Regions from separate parts of the Homo sapiens genome. Here region 1 is linked to region 2. A link is a loop called in an ENCODE intact Hi-C map of the cell type or tissue named here. Cell type or tissue: dorsolateral prefrontal cortex. All regions are shown on one strand. Each heading gives the region's core, and the rest is flanking DNA. Links, peaks and the distances in the headings are about the cores only.

Evidence for each region. Peaks named below come from ENCODE experiments on the same cell type or tissue, not always from the same donor. Only the 100,000 strongest peaks of a DNase experiment are listed, where the experiment ranks them.
Region 1: it touches region 2 in a loop (2.3-fold over the local background); 13 of 110 quality-filtered maps call a loop at or near these places.

The regions. Positions count from the first base shown.
Region 1 is chrX:64,190,614-64,198,945 of GRCh38, forward strand. AMER1 (APC membrane recruitment protein 1) reads right to left here. Exons shown (of 2, transcript NM_152424.4): 2 at 1-2,771. The coding sequence starts at 2,673. Among named protein-coding and RNA genes, the nearest start is that of AMER1, 11 kb to the right of the region's middle. In dorsolateral prefrontal cortex, for the core only: no CTCF peak of the experiment used is centred there; no DNase peak of the experiment used is centred there; H3K27me3 peaks cover 6,279 bases.
Region 2 is chrX:64,089,504-64,097,835 of GRCh38, forward strand. No RefSeq gene overlaps it. Among named protein-coding and RNA genes, the nearest start is that of AMER1, 110 kb to the right of the region's middle. In dorsolateral prefrontal cortex, for the core only: a CTCF peak has its summit at 4,483 (motif pointing right); no DNase peak of the experiment used is centred there; H3K27me3 peaks cover 1,504 bases.

The sequences.
Region 1 (8,332 bases), core at 80-8,079, 100 kb after region 2:
CCTGTTGAGGGCCATAGCAGCAGGTGGAGGTCGAGGGTGCAGGCCAGGCAGTCCCAAGTATCGAGGGAGGCTGCTCACACCCCAGGGCAGGCCTTGGTAGAATCGACTATGGTAGTTGTTGAAGGCATGTTTGTGATAGTAGCCCAGCTCAAAGGCTTCCAAGGAGGCTGCAAGATCTTCATCATTGTGGAACTCAGGATTCTCTTCACACTTGCCTTCCCCATCCCGTTCCACATCAGCGATGTCAAAGGTCACCATGGGAGGCAGCTCAGGGAGGTTTTGAGTGAAAGATGAGTCAGAGTCAGAGCTGCAGGACATGCTGGAAAAGAGGTTCCCATTGCTGGTGAACTCTACCAGGGCCTGTGAGAAACTCACAGTGGCATTCCCTTCCTTCTCAACCTCCTCTTCCTCTGGATCTTCAGGGGGTGAATAAGTAGGGTAGGCCCTCCTGGGAGATCCTCCAAAATTTGCTTCTTGCATGTCTGGCTCAAACATGGCATCACTCTGGAAGAGCTGCATCAGGCAGGTACTTTGATCTTTCTTGGAGCAGGTTCCTTCATAACGCTTCTCCAGAGGACGGAAGTCCCTCCAGTCTGGCTCGCTGCTTGCAGTGGTGGGGAAAGCTGAGGTAATTCCCCGGTGGGAAATCTGAGAGGTCCCTGATACCCCTGCTGCCAGGCCCATCACTGATGGGCCTAAGGGCCTCATCTGATACTCTAAGACGGGCTTCTCCTGCCGGGCCTGGGTCTCTCGGACTTGAGTCTCTCTACAACGAACCTCTCGGGCCTGGGCTTCTCGGGTTCTGGCCTCCCTGCCATGAGCTTCCCAAGTGTGGGCCTCCCTGGCATAGGCTTCCCTGCCATAAGCCTCTCGAGTATAGGCCTCCCTGGCGTGGGCCTCCCTGGCATGAGCTTCTCGGGCACGTGCCTCCTGGGCCTCAAGCTGCTCCCGCCGAAGCTCCCAATACAACAACTGTTTCTGGATGGTCACTAGCCGTTCTTCCTCTGTCTCCATTGCCCCAGGTGGCCGGGAGGACAAAAAGGGCTCAAAGTTTAAGAAGGGGTCAAACATCTCAGAGCTTCGACCATGGAGGTCATAAAGGCAGTCATCTCCAGGTGGAGAGTTCTCAAGGCTGTCATCTGGCTCATAGAACTCATATAGGGCATCTCCACTGTAGCTGTCTCGGGGTAGACAATCCCTGCGGACAAGCCCCAGGGCCTCACCTGAATCATCCTCAAATCCAGGTGTGGTGGAGTCATAATAACCTTCATCACTATTGGGGGCGGATTCTTGCTGGTCACTCTGAGGAGTCAAAAGTTCCCCAGGGGCTAGGCCAGGATAAGACCTAACTGGGTCAAGGAGCATGTAGCCGTGGTGGCCTGGGGATGTGGTGGGATGGTAGCCCAGGTTCATATTGGGCCGTGGATACATTTGGGCAGTTTCCCACAGATATTCTAAGTCATCATCTTCTTCCTCCTCCTTAACCTCCTCTTCTTCCTCCTCTAATTCCACCTCTTCTTCCTCTTCTTCCTCCTCGTCATCATCATCTGGCAAGGCCATCTCCTCCCCACCTCCTTGGTAGGTCACCAGGCAGGAACTTCGCTTGGTCCCATCTCGGTTTGCTCTCTGGCCCCCAGAGGCCATGCTGTCTGTCATACTGTCCATGTCCTGTTCTGCTATTATGTCACCACAACCTGTCAATGAATCAAAGCTTTTCAGGGATGTCACATCCCCAAACAAGAGGCTCAGTGGGTCCCCCACAGGGCCATTGGGTGGGTTTACCTCTCCTGCTACTACCTTCTCCCCTGTTTCTGGGCTATGGGGCTCCTCTAGGCTACTGGCTTCAGGGGCAGGCTTGGGTTGCACATGTGCTGAGGCACAGGCCTCCATGGGTTTTTCTGGATCTTTACAGGCCATTTTCTCAGTAGCTGGTGGAGAAGGTTCTGGTGTTGGAGAAACTTTTGGCCCAGGGGCATCTTGGGGGTTAGCATTTTCCTTTCTAGGGGCTTGGAAGGTCTCCTCAAAGCAGGGCACCTGAGGGGCTGAGCTCACGTGCTCATGAGGCCTGGCTCTGACCCTCTCAGGCCCCTTGGCCCCTGGCTCACTTTGCTCAGCCCCAGTGACCTTGCTCTTCCGGTGACGGCGGATACTGCTAAAAAAGCCTTTTAGGCCTTTCTTTGGCTTGGGCATAGAGGGAAACTTCTCAGCCACAGCTTTCTCTGTGGCTCCAGCCACAGATGTCTTACATCTGGAGCCTGTCTCCAAAGCCCCATGGGCACTCTGAGAGCTGGGAAATTGGCAGGGTAACTCAGGCAAAGGCAGGGAGAAGCCAGTTCCTTCACTGACAACATCTTCAGGGCCATGGGCTGCTTCACTCAGGCCATCGTGGGTCTTGCTCTTGCTGAGACCTTTCTTGGAGCTGCCTTTCCCAGAACCTTTGCTCCGTCCCCCTCCAAAGAAACTAGGCAGAGTACAGATACCCTTCTTGCCACCAAAGAGTTTCATGGCAGTTTTCTTCAGCCTACCTGGGCCGGATGAGGATGGCTCTGAGGTTGGTCCTTCTGTCGCCTCAGCTGCCTTGTTCTTGGCTCCTTTTTCTGCTGTTTGTTCACGGGTACTCCCAGAGGCTGCAGCTCCCTTGGCCTGAGCAGCTTCATCCTTTTGGGTCTCCATGATGATGGGGACAACTGAGGTACGTCCAGCTGGAAATGCAGCCTCAGGCTTCCAGGCACTGTTATAACATTATCAGTCAGGAAGCATCACAGTGGGGTCTGGAGGAGATAGGAGAGACAAAGACAGAGAGACAGATACTAGTGAGCAAGCATCCAGGCTGGGTTTGCTTTCACCGGACGTCAGGCTTGAGTGGAACAAGAAAGAAAATGATGGAAAATGTGGGGCAAATCTTAATCCACTCGATATGCTTGGCTTGCTGGGCCAGCTCTCTCTGGGCCCCAAGGAAGCAAAACTCTACACTGAGCAACAAGAAGCCTTCATCCCCTACCTTCTTGCTGGGTCCACTCCCTTCAGACCATCCTAAGCTCAGGGGACCACTGGGCAGGGGGACCTGCAGTTGTGTGAAAGGCCTAGTGGTGCTATTGGCTGTGGGAGGTATTATCAATTATCAAAGGGGATGAGGATAGGGAGAGACAAGAAAGGCAAAAGGGATGTTGGCTCCAACATCACAGAATTTTTGAAAACCATCTGGCAAAACAGTCCATTGAGTCCTCACAGGGCTCTGTTGGATTCAAGCTTCAGTTTCATATTAGTCTGGGCTCTCACTGACATTTTGTCTGAGACTGAAAAGTGGACCTGAAGTTTCACCTCCCATCCAAAGCTTCCTAAATTGCCTGCAGAACCATGCTCAGGCTTCAGAATCTCAGAATAGGAGCCTCACACATCCACAAAGTAGGTCTGCAATCTAGAACCTGCTAAGACAATGAAATGGGAGCCTCAAGAAAGGTACTCTCTGGGCTTCAATATTCGCCATTCAAGAGGCCTATCAATATCTCTCCCTCAGAGAGGTGATATGAGGGTGGGTCTAAGCCAGACCCTCTATTGGCTGTCCTGCTGGGAAGATACTTTAATGCGGTCATCAATGGAACCCCAAATTCCACTTGAGAACCATGAGGTGGACTGTTTCTCCTCTACTCTCCTCCTCTTATTATTTTTGTCCCCATCTAGCTCCCTATCTAGGAAGGGAACTCCTTGAAGGCCCTACATGATTCATATTCCTGGTGTGTGAGATAGGTTCCCAATGGCTTTTTAAATAAATAAACCTGGTGCAAGCCACACCCTTCTGGTCAAGGCTCTCAATCCTCCAAATGCCCAAATACCAACAGAGATGGAATAAAAACAAGACCTAGCCACTACCCACCACAATATACCTCTGCACCTCTGGTCATCCGCTAGCTCAGTGACCAGCCTGCTAAAACCCAATGACCCCTCCCTGGGAAGTCCCTCACCAATTTGTCCCCTCTCTGTAGAGTGGCACCAGCAGATGGGGGAATCTGGGAGGAGAGGGGAGAGGGGAAGGGGAAGGGGAGGGAAGGAAGAGTAAGAGAGGGAGAGAGAAGCAAGCACCCTTGGTCCAAGAACAGCTGGACAGTACACCAGGCCTGTGATTGCTTGCCATAATAATAAGACTCACACATTCACCTAAAGTGGAAGACTGTGGACCAGCACTGAGCATGGAAAGAGGCTGGCAGCTACACTCTAGCCTTGGAGCCCCTGGTTCTGTCTTGCAAACATTAATTTTGTGCCTGCTGCCTTGCTTGGCTTGACACTTGAATCATCAGTGTGATGATCCAAGCTTCCATAAAGAACACTCTGCATAACTGAATATTAAAATTGGAGCAAGATAACAGCTGGTTATCCAGAAAAGAAAAGAGCAGGTGAAAAGGAAAGTTCATCTGAACCTCTCTCTGCAGAGATCTGAATTGCCATTTGCTCAGGTTAGAGATTTTTCTGTAACATATTTTGACATCACACTGTTCCAACTCAGCCCTGCAACTGATAGTCCCACAATAGACAGTGCCCCCTCCCACCTCCAAATACACACACAATCACACCTAAACACACAATCACCCAGTTTTCTGCCCCTGGGTCTGGTGGGAATAGGGGCCCTATCATGTCTGAATGCCCCACTTTCCACAGCACATTTTTACCTCAGCCTTAAAATTACTGCTAAGGTTATCGTCACGGTGTTGGGGATAGGGGAGTTGGGGAGGCAGTACTGGAGTTGTTTGTGAAATTCTATTCCCCTCTGGAATTCAGTGCTTCAGGGCAGGACAAGAAGGGAGAACTCCCAGCCTTTGCTTCTAAGGAGCTCCTAGGCTAACAGGGAGAGTCCTATATGTAACAGTCTGTTAGAAACTGGACCAAACAACAGGAAGTGACCGGCAGGCAGGAGGGCAAGGTGAACATTACCTGAGCTCTGCCTTCTGTCAGATCAGCAGAGGCATTAGATTCTCATAGGAGCGTGAACCCTATTGCAAACTGCGCATGCGAAGGATCTAGGGTGCACTCTCCTTATGAGAATCTAACAAATGCCTGATGATCTGAGATGGAACACTTTTATCCCAAAACCTTCCTCCTCTCCATCCATGGAAAAATTGTCTTCCATGAAACAGGTCCCTGGTTCCAAAAAGGTTGGGAACCGCTGCCTTAAAGAATAGCCCCTGTTATTTCTAAAGCTGGTTGGTGGAGTATCATTCTTTATACCTTGTAAACATATTCCAAGATAAATGTGAAAGGGAGAAAGACACTTCTTGGGCAGTAAGGCTGGGCCTCAAGGAAAACCTCACAGCCAAGTGAAAAACTCTAGGACCTACACATCCTTGTGAATCAAAGGCTGACTTGTCCTGCTGGGTTTGGGGCTGGAGTTCCTGGGAACAGAGTGATTTGGCAAATTGAATCACAAAGAAGGCTGCTTTCCAGAGCCTTGACGCCCCAGTTAGAAGACAGTCTCTTTGGGCTTTCCCTTGCCCTTGCTCCTATGCTCTGTGAGGGTAGAGGCCAGCCCACTCACCTCTCTCTGTATTGTCCCCTTTCCTGTCACAGGGAGCTGCAGTGTGTTGTGGAAGGAGCCATGGACCACAGGGCTGGGGTCCAGGCCATGTCAGCCTCCCATCTGCCAAGGGACCCTGAATGGGCCAGTGTAGCCTGCTGAGACGCAGGTACTTGTGAGCTATTTTGAGATCAAAACAGCTCCTCTACCTATCCTTCTACCTGCCCACTCCAACTACAGTGGTGTGATGAGTTGATGTGATAATAGGCACAAAAAAAGCACTTTATAAACTGTATAGTACAGTGCAAATGAGAAAGACTGTCATTACAGTTATTATTACTCCTTCCAGGTCAGATCCCAGTTTCTTAGGAAGCAACTGACCATGTGTTAAAGGCTGTTCATTTGGGAAAGCCATTCACTGTGGGAAGCTCAGGGACTTGCTGCCTTGGCCCATGCTGAGAGGGAGACAGATATGAGGGGATTTTAAAAAGGTGTGTATATCTATACAAACTCCTCTGCTAAGAGGTTTGAAAAGCCCTCTCTGTGTGTTGTGGGAGACAGATGAATTACGCAGGGTGTCCCTGGGATGGAGTTTCTCTCCGTCCAGTTCAGGCCCTTCTCCTAACCAAGTCCAGAGTCATCTTTGCTGGCAGATACCAGCCTTAAACTGGTACTCTGTGTTCTCTCTCCCAGAGCCATGTCCCCCCACAGTCATTCACAGTATCTCTGCCTATGTCACCCAGAACACTGGGAAGGAAGGTGGCAGGGTCACCCATAGCTGGTAGCTCCCTAGCGTAGCCCCACCTAGCTACCTCTGCCTTAGGCCTCTTCTCCATACTCTTTGCTATCCAACCAGGTGCCAAAGCTATCCTTCCTCAATGGGTTATGCTGCCTTTACTTAGGACCACAAGAGTTCACCAAGAGAGTGAGGTGGGGCAGAAAGCAAAGGAGACAGCAAAGGACAGACTCTGCAGATCCCCTAGGCTGGGACTGGCTTTCCCTGGGGGTCCTGTCAAGAAAGTGGCACTGCCAAATGCAGGGCCCCACAACCCTCATGTTCCTTAACCAGTGTGGCTGAGTTTCAGGTGGGCTGGGGGTTAAGAGAACCCTCCCAAGCCACTCTGTGGTCCCTTGCAGGGACTGCCTGCTGCAGCAGCTGCTATCATGGCAGAAAGCAGGCTGTGGTAGAAAGCGCTGGGGCCATTCCAGCTCCCTGAGCCAGATTCAAGCCATTCTGGGGCCAGTGGAAGGCTGGCTACAAAGGAAGAGCTTCTTCCTTCTCCTCTCCACTTAAAACATAGGCAGGAGGCCAGCCACATACCTGCCCTAGAGACCCTTCTCAAGGAGAAGGGACAGCTGCAATATGAGCCTTGCACATTCTGCTCCAAATCAGCTTCCCGGGGCCAGCATGGCCAACTTGAAGAGGGCTGAATTGGGGGAAGAAAAAGAAGCAAGTGGATTTATGCAGTAGCTCCAGAGACATGGCCTTGACCAGCCATAGTTCCTCAGGCCTGTTCCAAACAGTCTTCCTGAAAGCAAGCCCACTTCAGGCCCACCTGCCCTTCTGTATGTTGGGGAGGGTTGGTTAAAGAAAAAATGGTGAGGATGGCCCTCCAGAGAGCTGGCCATTTCAGCGCTGGAATCAACTCTGCCCAGCTAGGGGAAATCCAGCAAGTTTTTTCCCATGTTTATGCCTCAATTTCCTTAACTGTAAAATGAGGTCATTGAGAGTGCCTACCTCTTAAGGCTATTGTAAGAAGTAAAACCAATGCACATAATGTACCAAATCAAGTGCATTACATAGCAGAAGCTAAAAACATTATAGTAACCAACTTTTATTCATATTTTATTCAAACTGTGGTAGAACAATTTCTAGAAGTAAAATCATCTCAGTCAGGTTGAGTAGGGTGCTCCCTAGGGCTCTGTGGGTAAGTCACCAAACCTCCTTGGGGCTCAGTTTTCCCAAATGGCAAATGGTAAATGAAGATAACTGTGTGGTCATGTCATAGGAGGCTTTACTTGCTCATTTAGCCAACTTTTGATATTCAGGGACCTAAAAGAGTCAGCTACTGGCTAGCAGCCAAGGATTATCTGGGACTTTCAACTAGCCAGGTTCTCTAGCCCAGGTCAAACTCAGCTAAAAGTACCAACATCAAAGGAAATGCAAATCAACAGATATCCTTCACCCTCAGGGTATTTACCACTTTATAAAGCACTCCCTACTCCCATACCCCCCCATTTGCCCTCCTCAGCCACCCATTACTCAGGCCTGGTGGGGGATGGCAACTCCTTGTCACAGAGAAGGAAACTGTGCCTAGACTTGGGAAAAGACTTGTCCAAGGTCACATAGTGAAATGGTGACAGAGCCACACTAGCTCCCAGAACTGTTGAGTCTCAATTTCATGCCATTCTGCTGCACTGTGCAGGCCACCAATCAAAGGAGGAAGACTGAGCAAGAGAACTGCAAAGTTTACCCTCACACCAGCAAGAACTATAATCTCCCAATCCCATCCCACCTCTGTCCCAGCCCTGCTAAGCCTTCTTTGCCACATTTCCAGTCCTCACTGGTTGCCACTGTTTGGGTCCTACCAAACACATTCCAGGAAGCCTGCTGACATCAGAATCTAGGGGCCAACAACCCAGCCTGTGGCTGCTCTCCTCATCAGCAACCCTACCACCACTCCTCTCAAACTACAGGACATGTCACTCTACTCCCCTTTTCCTTAAGAGATAGGTTTGAGTGGCCCAAAAACGAGAAACCTGCCAACGTGGACAAAGATGCAGAATTTGAGCTATTTGAAGAAAATGACTTATCAGATGATCTGG
Region 2 (8,332 bases), core at 279-8,278:
CAACAACCACACGATTATCTCAATAGATGCAGAAAGGTCTTCGATAAAATTCAACAGCTCTTCATGCTAAAAACTCTCAATAAACTAGGTATCGAGGGAACGTATCTCAAAATAATAAGAGCTATTTATGACAAACCCACAGCCAATATCATACTGAATAGGAAAAAACTGGAAGCATTCCCTTTGAAAACTGACACAAGACAAAGATGCCCTCTCTCACCACTCTTATTCAACATTGTATTGGAAGTTCTGGCCAGGGCAATCAGGCAAGAGAAAGAAATAAAGGGTATTCAAATAGGAATAGAAAAAGTCAAATTGTCTCTGTTTGCAGATGACAAGATTGTATATTTAGAAAACCCCATGGTCTCAGCCCAAAATCTCCTTAAGCTGATAAGCAACTTCAGCAAAGTCTCAAGATACAAAATCAATGTGCAAAAATCACAAGCGTTCCTATACACTAATAATAGACAGAGAGCAAAATCTTGAGTGAACTCCCATTAAAAATTGCTAAAAAGAGAATAAAATACCTAGGAATCCAACTTACAAGGGATGTGAAGGACCTCTTTAAGGAGAACTACAAACCACTGCTCAAGGAAATAAGAGAGGACACAAATAAATGGAAAAACATTCCATGCTCATGGATAGGAAGAATCAATATCGTGTAAATGGTCATACTGCCCAAAGTAATTTATAGAGTCAATGCTATCCCCATCAAGCTACCATTGACTTTCATCACAGAATTAGAAAAAAGAACTTTAAATTTCATATGGAACCAAAAAAGAGCCTGCATATCCAAGAAAATCCTAAGCAAAAAGAGCAAAGCTGGAAGCATCACGCTACCTGACTTCAAACTATACTACAAGGCTACAATAACCAAAACAGCATGGTACTGGTACCAAAACAGAGATATAGACCAATGGAACAGAACAGACGCCACAGAAATAATACCACACATCTACAATCATCTGATCTTTGACAAACCTGACAAAAACAAGCAATGGGAAAAGGATTCCCTATTTAATATATGGTGTTGGGAAAACTGGCTAGCCATATGCAGAAAACTGAAACTGGATCCCTTCCTTACACCTTATACAAAAATTAGCTCAAGATGGATTAAAGACTTAAACATAATACCTAAAACCATAAAAACCCTAGAAGAAAACCCAGGCAATACCATTCAAGACATAGGCATGGGCAAGGACTTCATGTCTAAAACACCAAAAGCAATGGCAACAAAAGCCAAAATTGACAAATGGAATCTAATTAAACTAAAGACTGTCTTCATAGCAAAAGAAACTATCATCAGAGTGAACAGGCAACCTACAGAATGGGAGAAAATTTTTGCAATCTGTCCATCTAACAAAGGGCTGATATCCAAAATCTACAAATAACAAACTAATTTACAAGAGAAAAACAACCCCATCAAAAAGTGAGTAAAGGATATGAACAGACGCTTCTCAAAAGAAGACATTTATGTGGTCAACAAACATGAAAAAAAGCTCATCATCTCTGGTCATTAGAGAATGCAAATCAAAACCACAATGAGATACCATCTCACACCAGTTAGAATGGCGATCATTAAAAAGTCAGGAAACAACAGATGCTGGAGAGGATGTAGAGAAATAGTAACGCTTTTACGCTGTTGGTGGGAGTGTAAATTAGTTCAACCATTGTGGAAAACAGTGTGGCGATTCCTTAAGGATCTAGAACCAGAAATACCAGTTGACCCAGCAATCCCATTACTGGGTATATACCCAAAGGATTATAAATCATTCTACTATAAAGACGCATGAAGAAGGTTTTTTTTTTTTTCAACACTATTCACAATAGCAAAGACTTGGAATCAACCCAAATGTCCATCAATGATAGACTGGATGAAGAAAATGTGGCACATGTACATCATGGACTACTATGCAGCCATAAAAAAGATGATTTCATGTCCTTTGCAGGGACATGGATAAAGCTGGAAAACATCATTCTCAGCAAACTAACACAACAACAGAAAACCAAACACCGTTCTCACTCATAAGTGGGAACTGAACAATGAGAACACATGGACACAGGGAGGGGAACATCACACACTGGGGCCTTTCAGGGGGTGGGGGCTAGGGGAGGGATAAAATTAGGAGAAATACCTAATGTAGATGATAGGTTGATGGGTGAAGCAAACCACCATGGCACATGTATACCTATGTAACAAAACTGTACATTCTGCACATGCACCCAAGAACTTAAAGTATAATTTAAAAACTACTAGGTATGCAACTGTATACAAAATATTTTATTTAAATCAACTATATTTTTACTTGCAGAAATTCATTTTAAAAGGAAACTATAACACTTTTTTAAGTGGAGAAGCAGCAATATTCCACCATCAAAAGATAAGCATAAAATAAATTTCTAACTTGTAAAAAAATGATCATGGTAGCCACTATAATCATATCCAATGTCACCTCTAGAACCCATGCCACACGTTGGGAAGCATTTAGTTGAGCCCATTGCTTTTTATATGAGGAAATCAAGATTCATAAGGCAAGAGTAATTTGAGCACATCCTCAGTCAGATCTCATATATCCAAGGGCCAAATATATTCCCCCATTTTTTTATCAAAGAGAAGAGACACACAAGAAAGCTGCATATGGTCATGCAAGTTCTCCATAGCACAACTCTAGGACATGCCAGTTACTTGGTGAATGATGTTCCTTGGAGTTGAACAGTGTACAACCTGAACCTGTGTGACCATATGCAAAGTCCCTCAGGACTCAATATTAGGGAAATAAAGCACAGTGATTAAAAGTGCAAGATTTGGAGACAGCTGCTACCCCTCTTCTGGCCCTCACTGTGCTCTTGATAGAAGGTGGTTGCTCTTATTTTGATGCTTACAGGACAGAAAAGCATCAGAAGGGTGAACCTAGAAGGACAATCACTGCTCTCAAGTAATCCATGTTTTTCTTTTGTCTCTCCAAGGATAAAAGATGTGGGGTCTCTATGGAGTAGATACTCCTGGTCTTTCCACACTGAAGATGCAGCAGGGGCATAAGTAAAAATTACAAAACAAGTCATAACTGCAAAGGAAAAACGTACCTTTATAAAGGAAAGGTCACTTCATCAAATGATCAAACATAGCTTCGTTAATAAAACACAAACCAATGTGTGTGTGTGTCTTGATGTGCTGTACAATACTAAATACCAGCATCACCTATGAAGTACTCTTACCAAAAATATTTAATCTAAAGCTATTTATTCCTTTAGACCTAAATTCCAGTTTTACAGAAAATATAGGGGATGGAGGATCAAATTAAATTACACCCTGGGGAAGCAATTAAACAAACCCAGGATGTGGAACATTTATAAGACAATTGATCTGGTCTCGTTAAAATATCAATATCATGTGGGAAAACAGATGAGAGGACCTTCCTAGATTAAAGAGACATAATGAAATACAACTTGAGGACCTTCGTTGGATTCTGCTTCAAAAATTCCATTTTGGGGATCTATTGGGGAAAATTTGAATGTGGATTATATATTAGATAATATTGTGAGTTATTACTAATTTTCTATACCATGGGGATTGTATTACAGTTACGTAGGAAAATGCCCCCATTTTTAAAAGCTGCCTGCTAAAGTATTTAGGGGTAAAGTATCATGTTATCTGCTACTTACTTTCAAATGGCTTGCCAAAACTAAAGAATATACACAAAGTAACATTTCTCAGGAAATCTTTGTGGACTATATGGAAAACTTTAACTGGACGATGCTACAGTTTGGTGGACTTAGCTGTTCAAAAACCCATACCTAAATGGAGCTCAACTTATACCAACAGATGAATGGAAAACAACAATGTGATATCCAAAAGGGATAAAGTGAAATCCTAAGCTTGGATTTAAAAAGAAATCAATTGTATAAATACAGGATGAGGAAGATCTGGCTTAACAGCAAGTCAAGTGCAAAACACAGAATAAAATCCAGGCTCTTCAGGTGACTCAGAGGGGAATTTTAAGCAATGGCCCCGCATGATTTACATACACATCAAGGACTTGGTGAACTTAGTGACTGATCAGACATGGGACGGAAGGAGGGGAAAGGGAAGAGACAAAAGAGGAGCTTGGGCTAAGGAGTCAAACTGCCTGGGTCTTAATTCTGATTCTACCACTTATTAGCAGGCAAACATGAATAAGTCAGTTAACCTCTCTATGCCTCATTTCCTCTATAGTGGAAAAACACACTTGCCTAGAATTGATGGGGCTTAATTCAGTCACTATCTGTCTGGGCCTACCTTTAAATTAGGGAAGCACTAGGTCATCTATACGGCCCTATCAAGCTCCATCTTTCAGTGCCCCTGGAATTCTGCACCTCCTACTTTGAGGCTGGGGCAGAGATTAGTTTAAATGCCTGAGGGGATGCATTCTTGAAGTTGGAAAAACTATCAATTTGCCATAAAGCTCGGCCTGCATTGGTAAAATGTGGTCTCTAGAGGGTGCTCAAAACACAAAAAGTACTCAATTAAAGGTTCTCAGAAAGAGAACCTAATCAGTAGGATTCCTATAAGCAGGAATAAGCAAAGGAGACAGCTATTGTCAAAGAGAAGGCCTAATTGGTGACTGCTGTTCTAGATACATTAGGGCTCTCCCAGAGTACAGTCAAGGGTGGGGTGAGTACTCATTTATCAGCCCCTGTCCTACAGTTTAGCTGTGAGCACAATCCCAATGTTGACAAGAAATGGTACTGAAGTTTTGACATCTCATTTCCCAATAGCTTCCCAGCTGGGTCCAAGTGTTATGTAGGATTTCAGAGACCCTGGGAAGAAGTGATACTGGTGGAAGTATATTCAAAGGTTTCCTCTCCCAAATGAGATTTGGAGGTGGAGGAGGTGAGGGGAATGTGAATAGCCTAAAAGAGAGGACATACAGATACTCAAAAGATTACTCGTTCCTGGACTGGGCTTAAGTGACCATGGAGCCCTCTAGAAAAGGAACTAAGCTAATGAGGCCTAAGTGAGGTCATGAGGCAGAGAGAACTTAAACGTTCTTCCGTGACCTGAGCAGTGAGAGTTTGAGAGTCTGGTTTCTGAGTGGGATGCCCCAGCTTTCTTCCCCATTCCCAAACATGGCAGGCCTCTTTCCTGCTACGAGCAACTCTGACACTCAAACGAGACAATTTCTAAAAATATTATCTGCCGTTTGCCTATTTCCAATCTTTGTAAAGTATAAAATCTTAATCTTTGGGTTTAAGGAGGTGCTCACCCACACACTTTAGCTGGAATCCTTCCCTCATGACCTTCTTCCCCTTTCCTCTACCAAATTAGGGCTCGAAAGGCACAAGGAGAATGAGCTTTCTACTAGAGATCCCTTCCCAGGTCTGATGTCTTGTCTTGTTGTTTTTTTCCTCAGAAATGATTTCATCTGAACATAAATCTCCTCAAGAATGAAGATGGTTATTTCTCTGGGCCTGTTTCTCCATGTCAAAAAAGGAAAAGACCTCAGTGAATTTATGTTAGTGTTAAACCTCTTAAGGAGTCTAAAGACTATTAGCCAAGCTTTTCCTGAGAGCCATTTGGGGAAAGGAAAGAAAGGAAGAGAACATGAGAAGAGCATAGAGGCCTTTAAAGGAGTATTATCACAAAGGGACTCAGCATTCTGGGGGCAGTGCTTACTTACTCTGGCCTTTTGCTGCCTGAATGTGGTGATTGGTGATACCCCAGGGCAGCAAAAGAAATATTCCTCCCCTGAGTCTATACCCACAGGATACTCCTGGTTCTGGCTGGAACCTTCCCCAGGCACAGCAGTCCACTGTACTAAAATATGCCAGGTCATATTGTAAGAAATCTAGGAATGTTTTGTTATGCCTTTGCTTTGTTTTTGTGTTTTTGCAAGGTGACATAAAACATGGAGAACATGTGGGGTTTAGGCATCAGACAGCTCTCAGCTGGAATCCAAGTTTGACCACTTCTCCTGGGTGACCCCAGGCAACTTACCTAACTTTTCTATGCTCCTCTTTCTTCACCTGTGAATTATGGATAATCATATTCTGATTCATGGTGAGTACTAATTATAATGTACCCAATTATAGTGCTCAGTTCATATTGTACTCAGCAAAGTGGAGGCTTCTTCCTTCATGAGTCCTTGTCACACAATGGCTTCTGAAAAATATTCTGTAATCTTTCTGGGCCAACATTTCTTCATCTGCAGAATTGGGGTAGTGTGGATAGGAGAATGTCACTCAGAGGAAATGTGGGCCTAAATGGAATGAAGTCATGGATAGTGAGGGACCTTTATTACATCTCAAGAGCTAATGCCAAAAAACAAACAAACAAACAAAAACAAACAAACAAACAAAAAACCCTGTAGTTGTAGGAACTAAACACCTGATGATTTTGCCAGCTGGTTTGGAGGTCAAATTCGGTTTTGGGCTCTGAGATTTGCTTATTCCTGAAAGATTTGGAGGAGCTGTGGGCCCAACCTCAGATTCTAAGTGTGAGAAGAGAACAAACTGCTCACTCTGAGTAACTTAAATCACAGGCTGGGCACACTGAGCAGGAGTATCTTGCTGCTAATTAACCCACACACACATGCTCGCTGCCAAGGTAAGGTGTAGAAGGTGGCTCCAGTGCCAACACTGAACTTAAGGCCATTTGGGGATGGCTATCTAGTGCCAAAGAAATTAAAAAGCAGGAAACAGAGAGCAAACACAAACTCTCACTGATGGAGTTCAAATTGACCACTGTAGCCTCATTCTGACCCTCCCCCAACTCACATGCATGTGTGTGCACACATACATACAAACACTCAGGCTGTGGTAACCAGGAGCAGGAAGATAGGATGGAAGGGGGTATTTTTCAGCCCAGAGAGAGTTTCTGATGGTACTCTGTCAGAGAGTGAGATAGAAGAGCCAGAGGTTTTCAGACTTAAAATGCTTCCATTCCACTTGTCTGGAATCTACAGGTCTTGGTCAGCCAAGGCTGCCTCCTCCAACTGTCAGGGCAATGGTCACCTAGAGGACAGCTTCTCCTTGCTGGGATCAGAAAGCAATGGAAAAAGTGAGGACATTCACTTACCCAGCTTCCTGAAAAGCCTAAACTGCTATATAAATGTCAGGAACAGCAATTTGTATTGTACTTGATTGGATTCTGCTTGTTGGACGTAAGGTCTGTCCTGAAGATAATTGTGTTCCAAATCAGATAAGTGCACGAGTTACCTTTGTTGGATTTTTTCCTCCTGACTTTATGAAGCTCTTTGGAGAAAATAATGTTTTCCACAAGGCAACTGGAGGTAGTTTTAACAGCTCTCAAATTGAACTGGAAATACTAAAATTTTGTCACTGAAAGGGCCCTAAGAAATTCTTTAGAAAAGCAGCTTCATGTTATGAATGGAGACACTGAGGCATAGAGAGAGGTTAGATAATAAAACAGATTTATGATCAGTGACTGAGACATACATCTGGCAACAAAAGTCTTCTTTGCTATAACTTGGATCATTCTCAGGTTCAGTCCCCTCCCCAAGAATCAGGAGGGAAGAAAAGAGGTTAATTGGAAGGACAGATCCTTACCTATTTACCCCACCGAGACAAATCAGAAGTAAATCCAGCAGCCCCAAGGGGCATACCATAGCCTGATTTAAGAAGCCTCACCCCATATTAGAGTTAGTTGGCAGTCAGATAACTAAAATAATGGTAACAATAGTTTAAACTATGCTGGTTAATACTGGTTTAGTATCTCTCATCTGGTTCCTGTACTAAATGCTTCACACACAATCTCTCATTTCATTGTCACATTCACCCTGCAGGGTAGGTCTGAATGTCCCCATTTTATAGATGACAGAACGGAGGTTTAAAAAGGTTGCATAACTTGTGTAAGGACACATAGCTAAGCAGTGGAGGTGCTGGCTTTGGAACCCAAGTCTAGCTGAACCCAAGGTCTGGGAGCTTAATTATTACAGTCCCCTACATGGGGTCACAAATGTCTCCTTCATCTGAGGGCTACCCAATCTTTCCTATCAAGAGCTCTCTCTCTCTCTCTCTCTCTCTCTCTCTCTCTCTCCCCTAAATTCCCTTGTCATGGATTTCTGTCTTATATTCTCACTATTTGTGTCCTTGTCTTATTTCCCTCACAGGCTATAAGCTTTTTGATAATATAGGCTGTGTGCATGTGTGTGTGTGTCTGTATATTATTAGCATCTAGACCAATGTCAGGTATATAGAAAGTACTTCCATTTCATAAATGTTTATTGACTAAAAGATGTTGATGACAGCCAGGTTTGCAGAGCAGCTATGCAAAAATGACAAGCCAGGTTCACATCCCTGTCTTTCTACCAGTTTGAAGTAAAAAGGCTATCTT